Linked DNA regions of Homo sapiens: all the other regions are linked to region 1. Evidence: chromatin loops called from intact Hi-C (ENCODE). Cell type or tissue: heart left ventricle. All regions are shown on one strand. Each heading gives the region's core, and the rest is flanking DNA. Links, peaks and the distances in the headings are about the cores only.

Evidence for each region. Peaks named below come from ENCODE experiments on the same cell type or tissue, not always from the same donor. Only the 100,000 strongest peaks of a DNase experiment are listed, where the experiment ranks them.
Region 2: it touches region 1 in a loop (2.5-fold over the local background); 4 of 110 quality-filtered maps call a loop at or near these places.
Region 3: a loop joins it to region 1, with 7 times the contacts of the local background. A loop is called at or near these places in 37 of 110 quality-filtered maps.

Annotation. Positions count from the first base shown.
Region 1 is chr11:44,890,943-44,897,470 of GRCh38, reverse strand. The region is part of intron 3 of TSPAN18 (tetraspanin 18); the gene reads right to left. Among named protein-coding and RNA genes, the nearest start is that of TP53I11, 57 kb to the left of the region's middle. RefSeq lists an enhancer at 3,726-4,297. In heart left ventricle, for the core only: CTCF peaks have their summits at 2,931 and 3,130 (motif pointing right); a DNase peak (open chromatin) is centred at 3,150; H3K27ac peaks cover 670 bases.
Region 2 is chr11:44,834,483-44,841,010 of GRCh38, reverse strand. All of the region lies in intron 2 of TSPAN18 (tetraspanin 18), which reads right to left. Among named protein-coding and RNA genes, the nearest start is that of TSPAN18-AS1, 100 kb to the right of the region's middle. RefSeq lists an enhancer at 4,363-4,532. In heart left ventricle, for the core only: no CTCF peak of the experiment used is centred there; no DNase peak of the experiment used is centred there.
Region 3 is chr11:44,553,571-44,559,463 of GRCh38, reverse strand. No RefSeq gene overlaps it. Among named protein-coding and RNA genes, the nearest start is that of CD82, 9.1 kb to the left of the region's middle. RefSeq lists an enhancer at 1-301 and a silencer at 2,710-2,759. In heart left ventricle, for the core only: a CTCF peak has its summit at 2,628 (motif pointing left); a DNase peak (open chromatin) is centred at 2,663.

The sequences.
Region 1 (6,528 bases), core at 839-5,838:
GTATGCTGACACGGCTGCACATGAGGCTGATGGCCTGGGAGGAGATGATGGGTGTGAGTAACCTGCATCCATGGATGCCACCCAGGCATCCACAATACTTCAGCAGAGAGAGTGCCAGCAGGGCCCTGTTCATCAACTTCCTCCCCCAAAACCCAGACTCCCAGGAGAGAGAGATTTGATGCTGGAAAGTGTTTCTTGGCTTTGCATAAGGATTTGTGAGAAGGTTCCTTCAGAGGGCCAGCTCCCAGCAGTGGAAATGAGGGTTCGATTTCAGAAGTCAAAACAGGCCCATATGGAGACTCCTGTTCTATCACTCCTGCGGGGAATTCCACAGCCAGCTCCTGCTCAAACTTTGGGTTAGAGGACAGTCCCAGGAAGACCTGGGACCTGGGGAAGCCTGGGCTGTGGGGGTGTTCCTAGGGAAGGAAGGGAGAGATATCCATGTCTATCCAAAATCCCTCCAAGTACGAGCCTGCCTGGGGTCAGTGAAGGGGTGGTGGGTGAAAGATTCCTCCCCATTTACCCATCCCTCCCTTCCTCCCTCAACCCACCCACTCACCCACCTACCATCCACTCAGTAGACGTACACTGAGTTGCTACTATGTGCCAGGGGCTGTGCCAGAGAGTGTGAGGTGCAAATAAGCATGGGCACACAAGTGAGTGGTGGTAGTGGTGGTGGTGGTGGTGGCAGCGTGGAGGAGACAAGGAGGCAGATAACAGCAGGGCTGGGGAACCCACAGTGGGGAGGACTAACTCCACCGGCATAACTCTGGGCAGAGGGGAGAGGAACTGTGGGGAAGGGGATGGTGAAGGCTAGTCTTGGGGGAGTGCAGAGGTAGAGATGGGAAGATGGAAAGGCAGGAGAAGAGGCCTCCCTCCTGAGACATGGCCACAGCCCCGGGAGCTGGCACCCCTATTTGGCCTAAACATACCTATGTGACAGGCCCTTCAACTGCCTGCCCCATCTGTGTGCACCAGCTTCAGGTACTCCGTGCACTTGGGGTACAGTGCTGGCATGCGTGAGCCCATGAAATGCTCAGAACAACCCTATGAAGTAGGTATCACACCATCATCCCCACAGTACAATGGGGAAACTGAGTCCAATGGGAAAAGAGAGAGAATTGACTTGTCCAACATCACACTGTTGGTAAGTGATGGGGCTGGAATCCAAACTCAGGGGTCAGAGTCAAAAGTGGCGTTTACAGAAAGTGCTTTCTCTTCCTGTGTGATCACAATGAATCCTCACAATAGCCCACGAGGCAGGCTACCACAGGTTCACTGGGGTCAGTGAAGGGGTGGTGGGTGAAAGATTCCTCCCCATTTACCCATCCCTCCCTTCCTCCCTCAATCCACCCAGTCAGCCATCTACCATCCACTGAGTAGATGTACATTGAGTTGCTACTATGTGCCGGGGAAGTGCCAGGGAGTGCAAGGTGCAAATAACCATGGGCACACAGGTGAGTGGTTTTTACAGAATGAAATTGAGGCTTGGAGATGCCAGTGACAAGGCCAAGCATCCTCGGGAGATTTCAAGCTGTTTCCAGCTTTGTAGTTCAGGGCCTGCACCCCATGCCCAGCCCCAGGGCTCAGGGAAACAAGGACGGGGTGATGGGTTTCCTGCCGCTTCTCTTCTCCTGCTGCATCCCAGTCCTGGTCCCCTGTATCACCATTCCCTGCCTCATCTCCGTCTGGACACTGAGGCTGATATGAGAAACATGGATGACATAGGCCAACCCAGAGACAAGGAGGAGATGCTGAACTCTGGGGAATGTCTGGCGGTTGCCTGCCTCCTCCCCACCAGGGAGCTCCAGCCCCTTTGAATGCTGTACCCTGGCTGGGAATGGGCTCACCCCTTGTGGTGTCCCAACTTCCCTGAACTAACTTCATTTCCCTTTTTTTCTTTGTCCTCTGTGAGCCCCCATCCTATTGACTGGCTCATTTGTCCTGGAAGAGGACAGCCCAGTGACACCTGCCATGCTCACCCCATCACTGATGCTTCTGCAGAGGCTGGGTTGGTTTCTGCCTTGGCCAGCTCCCTGGAGACCTTGGGAAAGTCACCCCCCTCTCCAAGGTGCTAGGTTCTCCTTGGAAAACTGTGATGATGAATTTGGAAGCCAAAGGTGGTTGTAAGAATTCACAGTACCATGGGAGCTATTATTATCAGCAGCATCAGATATTGGAAATAAGTGGATGCCCAGCCCACATTCACCAGTTATGAATGGAGCAGGGTATAGGGGAGAACCATGGACACATGGCTTGGGTAGCGTGGATACAAACATCTTTCCCCTAAACAGACCCAAATTCTAACAAATTGCCACAATTTTGTGGTAACTGAGCCTAATAACTACTAGGATTGAGGTTTTACCATGTACCAGACTCCACTATACCTTTCTCCTACCTGTCCTCTTATTTAATCCTTACCTAGGAGGTGGGTATTATTATTATCCCATTTTACAGATGAGGAAACTGAAGCGTGGGCAGGGTAACTAACTCGTCTGAGTTCATTTACCTGGTTAGCAAAACATGGCTATGATTTAGCCCCAAGTCAGCTGGACCCCAAACCAGAGCTCCTGATACGACACCTATCCGTGGGGTGTGGCACCAGAGACAGGAAGCGCCGTGCCCCAGTCTGCAAAGTCTCCAGCCCAGTGCTGCTCTTCCCTGAACCAGGCAGCGAGGCACAGAGGCCCAGGAAGTTGGCTAAACTTCTTCCCTGAGCCAGCTGGAGGCCCTTGGGGATGGCCCAGGCCGGCCATCCCTTGACAGATGGGAGCCCTGAGGCCCAGAAAGGCACAGAGATGGGACCGAGGTCACGCAGTGCCTCGGGGCTTTCCTCGGCGGACCCCTGCCCGGGCCAGACAGCTTTATTAATCTCGCCCCTCCTGTCGCCCAGATGGCGGCTCAGCCCCATCTGCACGGAGCAGGGGCCCAGGAGGGGCTCTCTGATTAAGAAGAACAGCTCAGTTCATAAATCACTCCTTTTACTTTCACTCCCCCCCGCCCCCAGGCATGCTTTCTAGAGAGAAGGAAAGGAGGCGGCCGGACAAGAGAGATGGAGAAGCCCCCAGTGGAGGAAGGTTTGGGCTGGTGCAGAGCCGAGAAAGGGCTTGCACGTGCCCTGGCCAGGAGAGGGCGCTGTGGCCAAGGGCAGAGCCTCAGAGGACCGTGTGTTCCCCTGCAACTGCGTTCCCACCAGTGGGGGATCTGCCTGTGCCAGCCATAAGCCTGAGCCAGACGCCTCACCTCCAGAGCCTCACCTCCGCATCTGGGAGGTGGGGATGTTCAGAACTAACTTCTAGGATCCTTTCCAGGAGGATGCAAGGGGATGATGAGGGTGAAAGGACTTGACAGGCTGCACACCCCGTTCCCTCCTTCCTGCGCTCCCGGCACCAACAGCGCCAGCCCTGGGCTTGGTCCAAGGCATAGGGACCAAGGGCTGCCCTTCCTCAAGGACTCACTCAAGTCTAGTGAGACTCAATCACCGCAGTCCCTACTTGGAGAGAAGTGTTAATGGCCACATTAACCCAGTGTCCTGGGCTTGCCAGGCAAGATACAGAAACGAAACCCTGACTGCCAGGGTGAGGCTGGGGTCGGGAGAGCCTAGAATCAGGGAGGCCATGTGGGGAGGACTGGGACAGGGTCAGCATTTACTAAGGCCTGATATTAACGCAAGGCAATGTATTATGGGCGTTCACTTAAAATGATCTCACTTGATCCTCCAAAAAGCTCTACAAAGTAGACGATATTATCATCATTCCCTTTTAGGGATGAGGAAACTAAAGCTTCATGGGGCTAGAAAGGTCCCAGAGCTGGGAAGAGATGGAGCTGGGATTTGTAGCCAGGTTTTGCTGGACTGCAAACCCACATCTTTTCCTTGGTCAGGACGCCGGCCCGAGGCCTAGAAGACTAACAATGATTCTTGCCATCAGGTTCAAGGCTGATGGGGAGGACTTATTTGCTCACTGGCTGTGCCTGCTGGGCCTCATCCCAAGACAGACGGTCTCATAAACAAGCAATTGGCCTGAGATCCTGGCGTGCCTGGTGCTGGCACCAACATGGGGACATGGTCACAGCTGAGCGGGGGATAAAATCTAATTAGGCTCCTGAGGGGCGGGTGCCTTAAGGATTAACCAGGAGCACAGCCTGCTGTGGATGCAATTGGATCCTAAATGACAGCCTCCCCTGCCCCCGCCGGCTCATGGAGCTGTGAATGTCAAGGTGGCACAGAGCATCTGCAGGCTCTGGGAAGGACCCCTCTCTAGTCTGTGAGTTGAGCCAGGATGGGCACCCTGTCCCTGCCACCAGCCCTTTCCTCTGTCCCATGTAGAACACCCACAGGGCCATCAGAGAATCGTCAAAGAAGGAAGCATCTTAGTGAAGGTTGTCTCCAACTCCTCATTTCACACTGCGGGAGCTGAGGCCCAGAGAGGGACGGGCTCTTGCCCAGAGTCACACAGCACAGCTAGAACGAGGACCTCCTGACATGAAGCCCGCTGCTCTTCCCACCAATTGAGGCAGCCTCCCAGGACTTATTACACCTGCACGTAGGTAACTCCTGAAAGTGCTTTATACACTTTATGTCATCAGACCCTCTCAACTACCCTGCGAGGTGAGCAGTCATGTTTTACAGATGAGGAAACTGCGGCTCACTAGCCTGAAGTCACACAGTAGGTTGGAGGACCTGCTGGGACAAAATAAGGTTCCTGGCTCTTCTGCCCTGGCTGTCTTCCAGAGGACTCTGAGCCCCCAATCCCCAGGGTCACCCTCAAACAATCCATGCCTCCCATCCCCCATAGACCGGGGCTGGACTTAAGCCACAGAAGGTGCCAGTCCCAGACACAGGTCGGAGGTCCCTCTGCCTGTCTTAGGCACTAGACATTGTACTGAGACCACCTGTTTGCAAAGGCCTCTGCGGACAAAGCTCTTTGCCCTCTTTCAGGGACTGTTACTTTGCCACTTTGTCAGAAGGCAAGGCAACCTGGGAAACCCACGCAGTTTGAAATTGGGGGGAGCACAGAAGCACGGAGGTCACTCCATTAGGAAGAGTGTTTGGCCTGAGGACACTAGCGTCCACCTCCAACAGCCAAGTGTAGTTGAAGCAGGCCAAGCAACCAAGTCCAGGGGCCTGGGAGGAATGGCGCGGGTCAGAGTGAAGCCACCCTCTCTGCTCAGGATGCCTACCTACACCCTGTCATGTGAGCCCAGCAGAGCCCTGCAGGAAAGGTGCCTGGCAGCCAAACTGGTGATCTGGGGAAAGGCAGGTACCAGGAGGAGAGAAGCAGACATCCAGGTGTGGCAGGGAAACCCCAGTTCTGGGAGATGGTATAAGCACCAGGGGATAGGAAGGAAGGTTGACTCAGCCTGCTGTGGGGAGAGCAGACAGCCCCGCAGCCTCCCACAGCCTTGGGGAAGGGGCTGTAGGCACAAGGGGGCAGGTGGCCTGGCTGCTTCCCTGGGGTTCAGAGAGCATCCACTCAGTGGCCTCCCTGAGTAGTCAAAGAACAAGCTTCCTCCAACCAACCACTATTCTTGTGGTAATTCACACCATAACACTCTTGATTCATTCACTCCTGCCTACGTTCGTGCTTTTGTTCATTTCCCATTTAGTGAGCATCCTTGGCCTTTGCAGGAGCCTCACTGGCCAGAAAGAATGGAAGGAGTGACCCCTAGACCTGAGGTCTGGGGGATCAGCCAGCAGCAGCCTCTGAAGTTCCTCTGGTGATGGATAGCCCTGCTCTGGCTGCTCCAAAGCGTCCCTGTGTCCTAGTCCCTCAGGAACCCCCTATACACACACATGGGCTGACGGCCACAGCAGTCCCACCAATCCTCACCGTGTCCGCTGCCCAGCCTTGCACAAGCCAGAGCTTCTGGCAACACCTGCTCTGGCTCACCTGGACTGAGTCTTGTTTCTTATCCTCCAGGTTGCCTCCCTGAAGGTTTTTGGAAATTTCATGCTAACCAGAGCCTGGGTTTCCACAGCTCTTTCTGTACACCTGGCCTTGAACTAAAGGCATACAGGTCCTTACAAGAATCTAGAGGGTGTGTCCACTCTCCGCTGACCTGTAATTGAACTGGGCTTAGAGATGGTGTGCAACCTACCTCACATCATTCAGTCAGGCTGCAAAAGCCATCTGGCCTGACTCCAAAGCCCAGCACCTAGCCCCTTAGCAAGGATCTCTCCCATCCACCCCCACCCTTCGGCAGTCTCGTGAGGCCTCTGGACCCCACCTAAATATAATACATAAGATTAAAAAGGAAACCATTTATATTGAAATAGAGCTATCAGAAACTTTATCTTGGGGGACAGGGTCTCGCCCTGTTGCCCAGGTTGGAATGCAGTGGCATGATCATGGCTCACTGCAGCCTCCAACTTCTGGACTCAAGGAATCCTCCCACCCCAGCCTCTCAAGTAGCTGGAACTCCAGATGCATGCCACTATGCGCAGCTAATTTTTTCCCTTTTTGTAGAGACAGGGTCTCCCTATGACACCCAGACTGGTCTCGAACTCTGGGGCTCAAGCAATCTCCT
Region 2 (6,528 bases), core at 827-5,826, 56 kb after region 1:
TGAAAATGCTCAAGTATTGAGGTCCCAGCAGGTACTGTGATGATACCAGGCTCTTTGCATCCTTGTGTCATTTAATTCTCACTGCGCCCTTGGAGACAAGGAGGAAACTGAGGCTAAGAATAGTACAGTTGTACCCATGGTCATATAGCAGTAACCAGGAGCCCTGAGCTTGGAGGATGATGGCCCCGTGCCACCTGCTGGCTATGGAAAACAGGGATGTGATTCAATCTCTCTAGATGGTGCTTTTCTGTCTGCAAAGTGAGGTTAAGGTTTCCTGCCTGAAATGCAAGCTGTGTCATGATCAAGCAGGATAATGAACGTGGTGTGTTTTGCGCACCATCAAGCAGCATGCCGCTGCGTTTCTGTTGAAACAGAAACAGAGTCTGGGGCTTGCTTTGCCCATGGGAATCTGTGCCTCACCTCTCTGGGAGGCAGCCTGGGGCTGGAATCCTGCTCCATCCCAGCTGTGAGCTGGGCACCCTCAGACACTGATGCTACTTCACTGCTTTGAACTTCAGTTTTCTCATTTCCAAAATGAGAAGAATAATTACCTCACCTTAGGGCTATTAGGAGTATTAAGCAAGATCACCTGCCAAAACAGCTTTATCCTTTACAAAGTGCTGTGAAAATGTTGCTTCCTCTTTTGATGTCTTATGACATCTAGTTATTATATCAACTCTCCCCAATGAGGGAGAGAGGCCAGCGGAAATGGGCAAAGACCCTCAAGGCTGCCTCCCCCACTCCCTGGCTGGTGAAAACAGGCCAGGCACTGTGCCATGCCCTCGCCAAACAGTCTCCTTAAGTGCTCAGCAGTTGGTCATGCATGATCAGCCCCTTTTCATAGATTCACAAACTGAGCCCTCAAACAACATTGCTCAAGGTTCCCTGGCCTCAGGAGTTTTCTCTCTGTGGAGGACTTGGCCGAGGCAGCACATTGGTTTTGCGCAGAGCAAAGCCCAGGTTGACTTAGGATGATGCTCACTCCTGACGTAGCCATGAGTTCTGGGGAGGTCCTTGGCCATGGGTCCCATCACAATCCTGTGAGGGACTGAGGACAGCCACCCACCCTGGGTGTGGCATCTAGGATTATTTCTGCAGAACAAGCCATGTGCTTGGGAGGACTGGGCCCCAGGAGAGCCATCCTGGGGAGCACCGGGGAATCAACAAGTCACGCTCACCTCTGCCTCCCTAGGCCTACAGCCACTGGCCTTCTCTGTCCTCTGGTTGCCCCCTGGTCCCTAAATGGGCCCTGAGCTTCTGCCCCACAACACTTACCTCCCTCCCCGCTTGCATGCTCAGTTCAGTGATGGTGCCTGTCTTAACTCCAGGAAGCAATTAGCCAAGATTAGAGGGGCAGAGAGAAGGCAGGTGGTGGTGGTGTTGGAGCAGTTGGTAGAGGAACCCCTGGGGCAGACAGGGGGAGGGCAGGAGAGACAGAGGTGGGCTAGATAAGAGGGAAAGAATGGCAGAGGAGTTTGCATCCCGAGAAGCTGTTGCAGGTGGGACAGAGGAAGACAGGAGGATATACTTTCTTTCCTTGTGGGAAGGAAAGTGATGAATGCAGAGATCCAAGGAAAAGGGAAAAGAGCCCGAGGGAGAAGCTCATTAGGGAAAAACAGACAGACACATGCTCATTTATTTGGCCTAATCCCAGGAGTGTCTGAGAAATGGTTTCTCTTTTTGCAGGAGGCAAGGGAGACAGCCTGAGCAGACAGAGGACAGACTGGGGAGCCGGGGGGCCCAGAGTCCAAGCCCCTGACCCCTTCCACTGCATCAAGGTGAAATGAACAGAAACGTATTTGCATGTCCACCAAAATGTTCAGAGAGATGTACAGTCTGAAAACTGTAGGGTAAACAGTCGGGTTGGAAACTCAGGCAGGAGCTGATGCTATAGGCTTGAGACAGAATTCCTTGTTTTGTGGGAAACCCCCATTTTTGCTCTTCCTGCCTTCCAACGGATTGGATAAGGCCCTCCTACATACCTAAAGTCAACTGACTGTAGATGTTAGCCACATTGACAAAAGACCTCTCTAGCAATACCTAGATGAGGATTTGATTAAATAGCTGGGTACTCTAGGTAGTCAAGTTGACACATAAAATTAAATGATCACACCACCTAAAAGGGTCTCCTTTGGCTGCTGCAATGAATGACCACAAAGTTAGTGGCTAAAAACAACACAAATGTATTATTTTGTTAATTATTCTAGAAGTCCTTTTAAATGGTACACAGTGTCTGCAGAGTCACGTTCCTTTTGGAGGCTCCAGGGGAGAAACTTTTCCTTGCCTTTTCTAGATTCTAGAGGTTGCCATCTTCCTTGACTCATGGGTCTTTCCTTCTTCAGAGCCAGCAGCGGCCAGTCCAGTCTTTCACAGGTGGCGTCACTCCCACACTCCTCTTCTGAAGTCAAACTTCCCTTTGCCGCTTGTAAGGACCCGTGTGATTTGATTGGCTGCACCTTGACATTCCAGGACAACCTCCCCACCTCAAAAACATTAACTCAATCACATCTACAAAGTTCCTTTAGCCATGTGATATGGTTTGGCTGTGTCCCCACCCAAATCTCATCTTGAATTTTAGCTCCCATAATTCCCATGTGTCATGGGAGGAACCGGGTGGGAGATAATTGAATCATGGGGGTGGGTCTTTCCCGTGCTGTTCTCATTATAGTGATTAAGTCTCATGAGATCTGATTTATAAAGGGGAGTTCCTTTACACAAGCTCCCTTGCCTGCTGCCATGTAAGACATGCCTTGCTTTCCCTTTGCCTTCTGCCATGATTGTGAGGCCTCCCCAGCCATGTGGAACTGTGAGTCAATTAAACTTCTTTCCTCTATAAATTACCCAGTCTCGGGCATATCTTTATTAGCAGCTTGAGAATAGACTAATATGCCATGTAAGAAAATGTATTTACAGGTTCCAGCGATTGGGACATGGACATCTTTGTAAGGGATGTGGGGGCATTATTCTTGTACCCCACCACCCAAATCTCATCAATATTTGGGTGGATACAAGCATATCTCAGTGATATTCAGGTTCAGTTCTAGCTCATCCCAATAAAGCAAATATCACAATAAAATGAGTCACACAAATTTTGTGGTTTCCCACTGAAAGTAAAAGTTATGTGTACACCATACTGTTATTAAGTGTGCAATAGCATTGTTTAAAAAAAATGTAAATACCTTAACTTAAAAACACTTCATTGCTAAAAAATGCTAAATATCGTCTGAGCCTTCAGCAAGTAGTAATGTTTTTGCTGGTGGATGGTCTTGCCTCCATGTTGATGGCTGCTGACTGATCAGGGCAGTGGTTGCTGAAGGTCATAATGGCTGTGGCAATTTCTGAAAATAAGATGGTGAAGTTTGCCACACCGATCAACTCTGGTTTTCACAAAAGATTTCTCTGTAGCATATCATGCTGTTTGATAGGATTTCACCCACAGTAAAACTCCTTTCAAAATTGGAGTCCATCCTTTGAAACCCTGCCACTGCTTTAGCAACTAAGTTCATGTAATATTCTAAATCCTCTGTTGTTATTTTAACAATGTTTAAAGCAACTTTACCAGGAGTAGTTTCCATCTCTTTGCTTATCCATAGGAAGTAACTCCTCATCCACTAAGGCTTTATCATGAGATTGCGGCAATTCAGTCACAGCCTCAGCCTCCATTTCTAATTCTAGGTCCCTTGCCATTTCTACCACATCTGCAGTTACTTCCTCCACTGAAGTGAACTCCCCGAAGTCACTCATAAGGGTTGAGAATCAACTTCTTCTAAACTCCTGTTCATGTTGCTGTTTTGACTTCCTCTCAAGAATCATGAATGTTTTTAATGGCATCTGGAATGGTGAATCCTTTCCAGTAAGTTTTCAATATACTTTGCCCAGATCCATCAGAGGAATCACTATCTATGGCTGCTATAGCCTTACAAAATCTATTTCTTAAATAAGAAGACTTGAAAGTTGAAATGACTTCTTGATCCATGGGCTGCAGAATAGATGTGTCTTAGCAGGCAGGAAAACAACATGAATCTCCCTGTACATCTCCATCAGAGCTCTTGGATGACCACGTGCACTGTCAATGAGTAGTCATATTTTGAAAAGGAATCTTTTTTTCTGAGCAGTGGGTCTCAATAATGGGCTTAAAATATTCAGTAAACCATGCTGTAAACAGACGTGCTGTCATCCAGGCTTTGTTCTTCCATTTACAGAGCACAAGCAGAGTGGATTTAGCCTCATTCTTAAGGGTCTTAGAATTTTCAAAATGGTAAATGAGCACTGGCATCAGCTTAATGTTACCAATTGCATTAGCCCCTAACAAGAGTGTCAGCCTGTCCTTTGAAGCCTTGAAGCCAGACATTGACTTCTCTCTAGCTATGAAAGTCCTAGATGGTATCTTCTTCCAGTAGAAGGCTGTTTCATCTACATTGAAAATCTGTTGTTTTGTATCGCCGCCACCTGCATCCATGATCTTAGCTAGATCTTCTAGATAACTTGCTGCAGCTTCTCCATCAGCACTTCCTGCCTCACCGTGGGCTTTTATGTTATGGAAACAGCTTCTTTCCTTAAACCTCATGAACCAGCCTTGGCTAGCTCCCAATTTTCTTCTGCAGCTTCCTCACCTCTCTCAGCCTTCACAGAATTGAAGAGAGTTAGGACCTTTCTCTGGATTAGGCTTTGGCTTACGAGAATTTTGTGGCTGGTTTAATCTTCTATCCAGACAACTAAAACTTTCTCCATATCAGCATCTGTGTGTTCACTGGAGTAGCACTTTTAATTTCCTTCAAGAACTTGGCATTCACAACTTAGTTAACTAGTGCAAGAAGCCTAGCTTTCGGCCTGTCTCATTTTTCAGCATGCCTTCCTTATGAAGTTTAATCATTTCTAGCTTTTGATTTAAAATGAGAGATATGCGACTCCTCCTTTCACTTGAGCACTTAGAGGCCCTTGTAGGGTTATTCATTGGCCTCATTTCAATATTGTTATGTAGTTGGAAATAGGAAGGCCCAAGGAGAGGGAGAGAGACAGGGGAATGGCCGGTGGGTTCAGCAGTCAGAACACATATAGCATTTATTAATTAAATCCACCATCATATAAGGGTGCAGCTTGTGATGTCCCCAAACAATTACAACAGTAACATCAAAGATCAGTGATCACAGATCACAACAACAGACATATTAATAATGAAAAGTTTGAACATTACCAAAATGCAACAGAGATAGGAAGTGAGCACATGCTGTTGGAAAAATGGTGCTGATAGATTTGCTCTATGCACAGTTGCCACAAAGCTTCCATTTGCAAAAATAAACAAAAACACAATAAACTGAAGTGCAATAAAACCAGGTATGCCTGTAACATTTTGCTACCACCGCCCCCTATCCCCCCGCCCCCCACAGTAAAATACAATGTGTTTGTGAGAAGAGACAAGTTGGGGAGGGGCTTGATCCAAGCTGGGTTGCAGATCGCTGTCTCAGCAAAATCAGGTCTGGTCCAGTAATGCCTCACCCAAGCCTTCCTCCTTCCCTGGGAGCAGTCCAAACTCTCAGGGAAGGCAGGAGAAGGATTCTCAGGAAATACGAAGAAGATCTCAGCTTGAAATTCCAAAGAACTATGTATGACATTAGGAGATCTAAGCCTGTCTGAGAAGGGACTTACTAACTCCAGTCCCTATATGGATATGCTGTGCCTCTGCAGGTTCATGTCCTAACCTTTCTGTGATTCTCATTTGCATGAATTGTCCAGTGACTGACCCAGGACCATGTACTGAACACTCGCTGTATGCTAGGCTGGGGGCTGCCCATACTCCAGCAGTGCTGTCGGGGACCCTCCCCACGGCCCCCTTTTCTGTGTGTTTCTTCCTTAGAGGCCTGCCCAAGCCATTCTCATGGGAGGATGACCTTTGAGCTGCCGGAGCCCCCTGCTCCCGTGTGCAGGCAGCCAGAGGTGCCCGGAAGATTCCATCCCTCCCCCACCCTCAGGGTGGCCCTTAGCCAATGTCTGAGGGTGTGGAGGATGAAAGCTCAGTTCTCTCCTCTCAAGTTAACAGAAACTTACAGGTTTCCCTGTGGGATCAGCAAGAGCAGCCCTCTGCAGGGCCTAACCTCGCCCCCTTGCTTTCCTCCCCTTCCCTGTCCTGTTCCCTCAACCCCCTTAGGCTTCTTCTGGGAAATCATCCTTAATATATCTTCTGTTCACAAATGCTTGCCTTGGTGTCTACTTCTAGGGCATCTGACAACCATGCAAATATTATCCCATTTAACAACAGTGCTTTGAGGTGAGTGTTGTGATTATTCTCATTTTTCAGATAAAGACATCGAGGTCAGAGAAGTTTAGCAACATGACCAGGTTACAGCTGAGCAGGATCTGAACCCACATCAGCCTGGTGCTGAGCCTGCCTGCCTAACCCCCTCTCTCTATGACTTCCCCAACTCCCTAGAGAAGTGAGAAAATGGAAGAAAGGGTGCTGGGGAAATGCATTTAGCAAAGGACAATGGTGAAAACTCCTTGTGAGGCCTTGGGTTTCATCAAAGTGGAAAA
Region 3 (5,893 bases), core at 83-5,082, 340 kb after region 1:
GGATTGGAACTCTAAGCCCATTATAGCTGGGTTGTAGCTGAGGACAGGGGCTGAGTTCCCACAGAAGACACTGAGCCATTGATTTGTTCCTGTCTCAGTCATTTCAGAAAGATCAGTGAGGCCCCTGCTCAAATCCTGCCCTGCCGCCTACTACATCTGAAGGTCCAGGGGTTACTCTTCAGGGGGCTTTTAGCCCCTGTACATTGCCATGTTGCCATAGCAACTACGACACTAATAATGGCAGCCACCGTTTTAAAAGTAAGCTGTAAAATAACTAATTTAAATATATTTAACTAATTTGATAACTAGCATTTGCGTAGCACTTTACATATTCTAAAGCTTATTTATATTTATCTTACAACTGTGGCACTTGGGTAAGTCTTTGAAACTATTAAATCATGTCCCCCCCTCCCCAAATTCCCTGTTCTACCCGTTTATTTTTCTTTTTAGGCATCAGCTTAAACCCATGGTAGGGTTATATACATCCCAATATATGTCATTTGTTTATAATAGATATGTATGTACTATTTTATTAGCCATTTTGCATAATATGAACTATGCACAAAGACAAATATTTTATTTTATTTATTATTATTATTATTATTATTATTTTTGAGACAGATTCTCACTCTGTCGCCCAGGCTGGAGTGCAGTGGTACAATCTTGGCTCATTGCAACCTCTGCCTCCTGGGTTGGAGCAATTCTCCTGCCTCAGCCTCCCAAGTAACTGGGATTACAGGTGTGTTTCACTCACGCCCAGCTAATTTTTTTGTATTTTTAGTAGAGACGGGGTTTCACCATGCTGGCCAGGCTGGTCTTGAATTCCTGACCTCAGGCAATCCACCCACCTCGGCCTCCCATAATGCTGGGATCACAGGTGTGAGTCACTGCGCCTGGCCAAAAAACAAAAATTTTAAATGATAATTATTTAAAATATTGTATATATATATCTATAAAATAAACAGAAAGCAGTCCTATTATTTTCTCCTTGAACCCCAGCGGATCACATTGGAGACCATCGGCCACGCCTTTAGGGAGGGATTTTTGGAAGAGCAAAGCAGAAGAAAGGGGACTACTCTGGGCAGCGCTTTTTCAGTCTCCAGATAGAAGCACACCTTGGAGCTGTTGCAGGTTCCTTTCCCAACCACCACACTGAAGCGAATATTGCAATAAAGTGAGACACACAAATTTTTTTGGTTTCCTAATGCATGTAAAAGTTATGTTTACCCTCCACCATAGTCTATTAAGTATGCAATAGCATGTCTAAAAAATGTGCATACCTTACTTAAAAACTGTTGATCCTGGCCAGGTGTGGAGGCTCATGCCTGTAATCCCAGCACTTTGGGAGGCCGAGGTGGATGGATTACCTGAGGTGTGGAGTATGAGACTAGCCTGGCCAACATGATGAAACTCTGTCTCTACTAAAAATACAAAAATTAGCTGGGTATGGTGGCGGGCGCCTGTAATCCCAACTACTCAGGAGGCTGAGGCACGAGAATTGGTTGAACCCAGGAGATAGAGGTTGCAGTGAACCGAGATCACACCACTGCACTCTGGGAAACAGGGCGAGAGATTCAGTCTCAAAAAAAAAAAAAATTGATCCAAAATTCTGACAAAAAGTGAGTGCATACTGTTGGAAAAATGGCACGGACAAATTTGCTCAGTTCAGTTGCCACAAACCTTCAATTTGTAAAAAACACGTTATCTGTAAAGCGTAATAAAAAGCAATGTATGCCTGCACTCATAAGCCCCTGAGATGGATGAGGAGGTGCTGCAGAAAGGGGAACTCTCACAGCTGTTCTTCGGTGGAGCTGCACTATATCAGTGGGGAGATCTTTCCCTGAATCAGGCCTGAGATCTAAAAGAACACACCTGTGGCCCAAGAAGCTGATGGTGTAGACGTTCTCTCCCTTATACAGTTGAGAAGGCCAAGGCTTAGTTGAGTTGAAAAAGTTTTGAATTTGTGGCCAGCATTTAAAAATTGGGGAATTTTATGTTGATTTTTAGATGTATAGGGATAGGGACATCTGAGCCTCCTGCTGTGCCTTCCAACGGGGCCACAGCGGATGGACCTGAGTTGTGGCTGACCTCTTTATTTGCGACATATGACCTCCAGCTGGCTACAGTCCCCACTGTGCCTATGGCTCATCTAGCCTGCTTCCCTCATTTTTGTGACCTGCCTGGTTCCCATGGGGAACTGAGTTTGCAATCCGGGGAGCAATACTGGCTGAATTCATGTTCATATTGAGAGCATTCTGAGTAGCTGGCAGGGCCACACAGACCTTAGCGGGAAGACAGGGACACCACTTTCCAGGATGATCCCTGTGAAAACTGCCATGTTTGCACTGCCCTCCTCTGTGAGACATGGTTTAGCTCAAGTCCTTGCTCTGGTAACTTTCCAACATGTGACTTTGGGCACATGTGACCTTCACCTCTCTGGGTTTGTTTCCTCACTGCTTACGCTGCAGGCAATGCACATACAATATTTGCTACTTTAGGGCTATGAGATGCACTAGTTAGTTGTGTCCAAGTCATTCCTTTTACCAACAGAAATGAAGAGAAAGAGGAGAAAAAAATAAATAAAACCAAAAACCTCATCACTCTTTTCTCCAAAATGAGCATTTATCGCCCTCTGGTGTCCACCACAGCGCTCAGTGCAGCCAATTAAGAGCGGCTTGAAGGCCGGGCGCAATGGCTCATGCCTGTAACCCCAGCATTTTGCGAGGTTGAGGCGGGCAGATCACCTGAGGTCAGGAGTTCAAGACCAGCCTGGGCAACATGGTGAAACCCTGTCTGTACTAAAAATACAAAAATTAGCCGGGTGTGGTGGCATGAGCCTGTAATCCCAGCTACTCGGGAGGCTGAGGCAGGAGAATTGCTTGAACCCAGGAGGTGGAGGTTGCAGTGAGCCGAGATCACCCCACTGCGCTCCAGCCCAAGAGACAGAGCAAAACTCCGTCTCAAAAAAAAAAAAAAAAAAAAATCAGCTGGCACGGTGCCTCACGCCCATAATCACAATCCCAGCACTTCGGGAGGCTGAGGAGGGCAGATCACCTGAAGTCAGGAGTTCAAGACCAGCCTGGCCAACATGGTGAAACGCCGTCCTTAGTGAAAATACAAAAATTAGCTTGGCGTGGTCATAGGTGCCTGTAATCTCAGCTACTTGGGAGGCTGAGGCAGGAGAATCGCTTGAATCTTGCAGACAGAGGTTTCAGTGAGCCGAGATCATACCACTGCACTCCAGCCTGGGTGACAGAGTGAGACTCTGTCTCAGAAAAAAAAAAAAAAAAAAAGTTGGGGGCTTGGAGATGAAAGACTTGGAGGCAGGGGAATAGGGGCTGCCCCATTCCTCATGGTCTCAGTTTAATCCCCCTGGCTGCAGGGCCAGGTGAGGGCAGACATGGAATTAGGTCTCTACGCCAAGTTTCAACTGCAGACACCCACCCAGCTCAGATAAGGACACTTTTGAGGCGTGGGATTTACAAGCCAATGAGACAGCTGGCCTAAAGTCACCGCATTTAATAATCATGATGAAATAACATTAAACACAGTAGGTATTAGTTATAAGCATGGCAAGTGAAATCTAGTTGTTTTTGCAGAAAAATTTTATTTAATGGCTCTTGCAAAGTCCCCTGAATTGTTGAGCATGGGGCTGGGGTTGGCTGGAGAGTCACAGCTTCTGTGAGGTTATACTGCAGTAACAAAGAACTCCCCAAATCTCATTGATTTATATCAACAAAGGCCCTATTCCCCACTTATGTTACATGGCCGCTAAAGATTGCTGTGGGTCACGTGAGACTCTGCTTCATGTGTCTTTGTTATTCCCAGATCCAAGATGGAAAATCCGTCCCTATTTAGGGTCTTCTCATGGGACAGAAAAGAAGAAGCAGTGGTCAAGCCGCTTGGTGGCTCTCAAAGCTCCTGCTTAGATGTGGTATCTGTCATTCTGCCTACATGCCATTTGTTAAGGCAAGTTATGAAGCTGAGCTCCATATCATGGGCAGAGAAGTGTCCTCCCAGAGGGAGTTGTTGCCAGTCACATGACAATGGGCGGGGCTGTCTAATCTTACAGGGATGGGAAGGGACTCATTGGAGAAAAGGAAAACCCATACCAGTTCCTCTAGCACTGATAGCTGGATTCTGGGGAGCAGAGCTACCAGGTACATCAGTTACAAAGACACTGAATGCCACAAATCATGCTTCATAGTAGCTCTCATTCAACTGTATTTCACTTCTGCATTTCACAAATTATTTATTGAGTGCCTCCTGTGTCCTGGATGATATTCTAGCACTGAGGATATAGCAGTCAATGCCTTTGCCCTCTTGAATATATATTTGGATACCTATTATATATAATATTTATAACATATTATATATAACTTATATGTAAATAAAAATATGTACATATTTGCCATCATGATTTGAAAAAATATTTACCCAAAATTTACTTTTAGTGTGTTCAAGTAGCTGTAACAAAATACTTTAGACTGGGCAATTTATTAACAGTAGAAATTTATTTCTCATGGTTCTGGAGTGTGGGAAGTCCAAGACTGAGGTACCAGCAGATTGGCATCTGGTGAGGGCCCACTCTTTGCTTCCAAGATGGCACCTTCTAGCTACATCCTCACATGACTGAAAGGGCTAACAAGCTCCTTGGGCCTCTTTTAAAAGGGTGCTGCTCCCATGCACAGAGGTGAAACCTTCATGACCAAATTATCTCCCAAAAGCCCTATCTCTTAATACCATTGCATTGGGGAGTAGGTTTCAACATATGAATTTCAGGGGACACAAACATTCAGACCATAGCACTGACTCATGAACAGAAAGCCTGCTCTAATGATTTCACACAAAAATGGAGGCTAGACCATTTGGGCTGTGGGTGGATACTGCAAGAAGACACGTGACTCTAAGTTGTATCTCAGTAGTTCTTCCGGGAGGTCTGCATCCAATGTTCACGGTGTAGTGTGTAACCACCACTATAGGCTCATTCTCTTTTCTCTTTTTTTTTTTTTTTTTTGAGACAGTCTCACTCTGTTGCCCAGGCTAGAGTGCAATGACACAATCTTGACTCACTGCAACCTCCACCTCTGGGGTTCAAGCTATTCTCCTGCCTCAGCCTCCTGAGTAGCTGGGATTACAGGTACCCATCACCACACCCGGCTAATTTTTGTATTTTTAGTAGAGACGGGGTTTCACCATGTTGGCCAGGCTGGTCTCAAACTCCTGACCTCAAGTGATCCGCCTGCCTCGGCCTTCCAAAATGCTGGGGTTACAGGCGTGAGCCACTGTGCCTGGCCTACCATAGGCTCATTCTCATTATTAGGTGTAACTGTTGCCTAAGAAAGAGGAAGAGCCTGTGGAGGAAGCAGATGAGCCAGGAGACCTGGGAAATTTAAGCACTCATAGAAATATTCAGCAATGAAAGAAATGCACTCGTGAGCCTCCATTTGGCCCTTGTGTGACTCTGCATACTGTGCATATTTTTTTCATGAATAAGAAAGTAAAGAATGGTTATAAAAGTGTTGTTGGTTCTGGAATACACCACCACATTTCCTGAGCACAACAGGTGTTTTCTAAAAACCTAGAGAAACAGATTAAGTGGTAGACAAAAAACCATCATCCACCAAAGAGTTCCTAAGCCGGCAGACACACAAACCCACTAATGACTCCATTGAGGGTTGGGTAATTAGGCGATTGGTGTTTCAGATGCTCTCTATTATGCAGAAGTCCTCAGTGGATTGTAATACTGTGTATGTTTGTATGATATTGGATAAATCGATTGGGATGTTTGGATAGGTTAGTATTATGTCCTAAATGCTTATGTCCCCTCTAATATTCACATATTAAAACTCTAACCTTTAGTGTGGCTGTTTTTGGAGATGGGGCCTCTAAG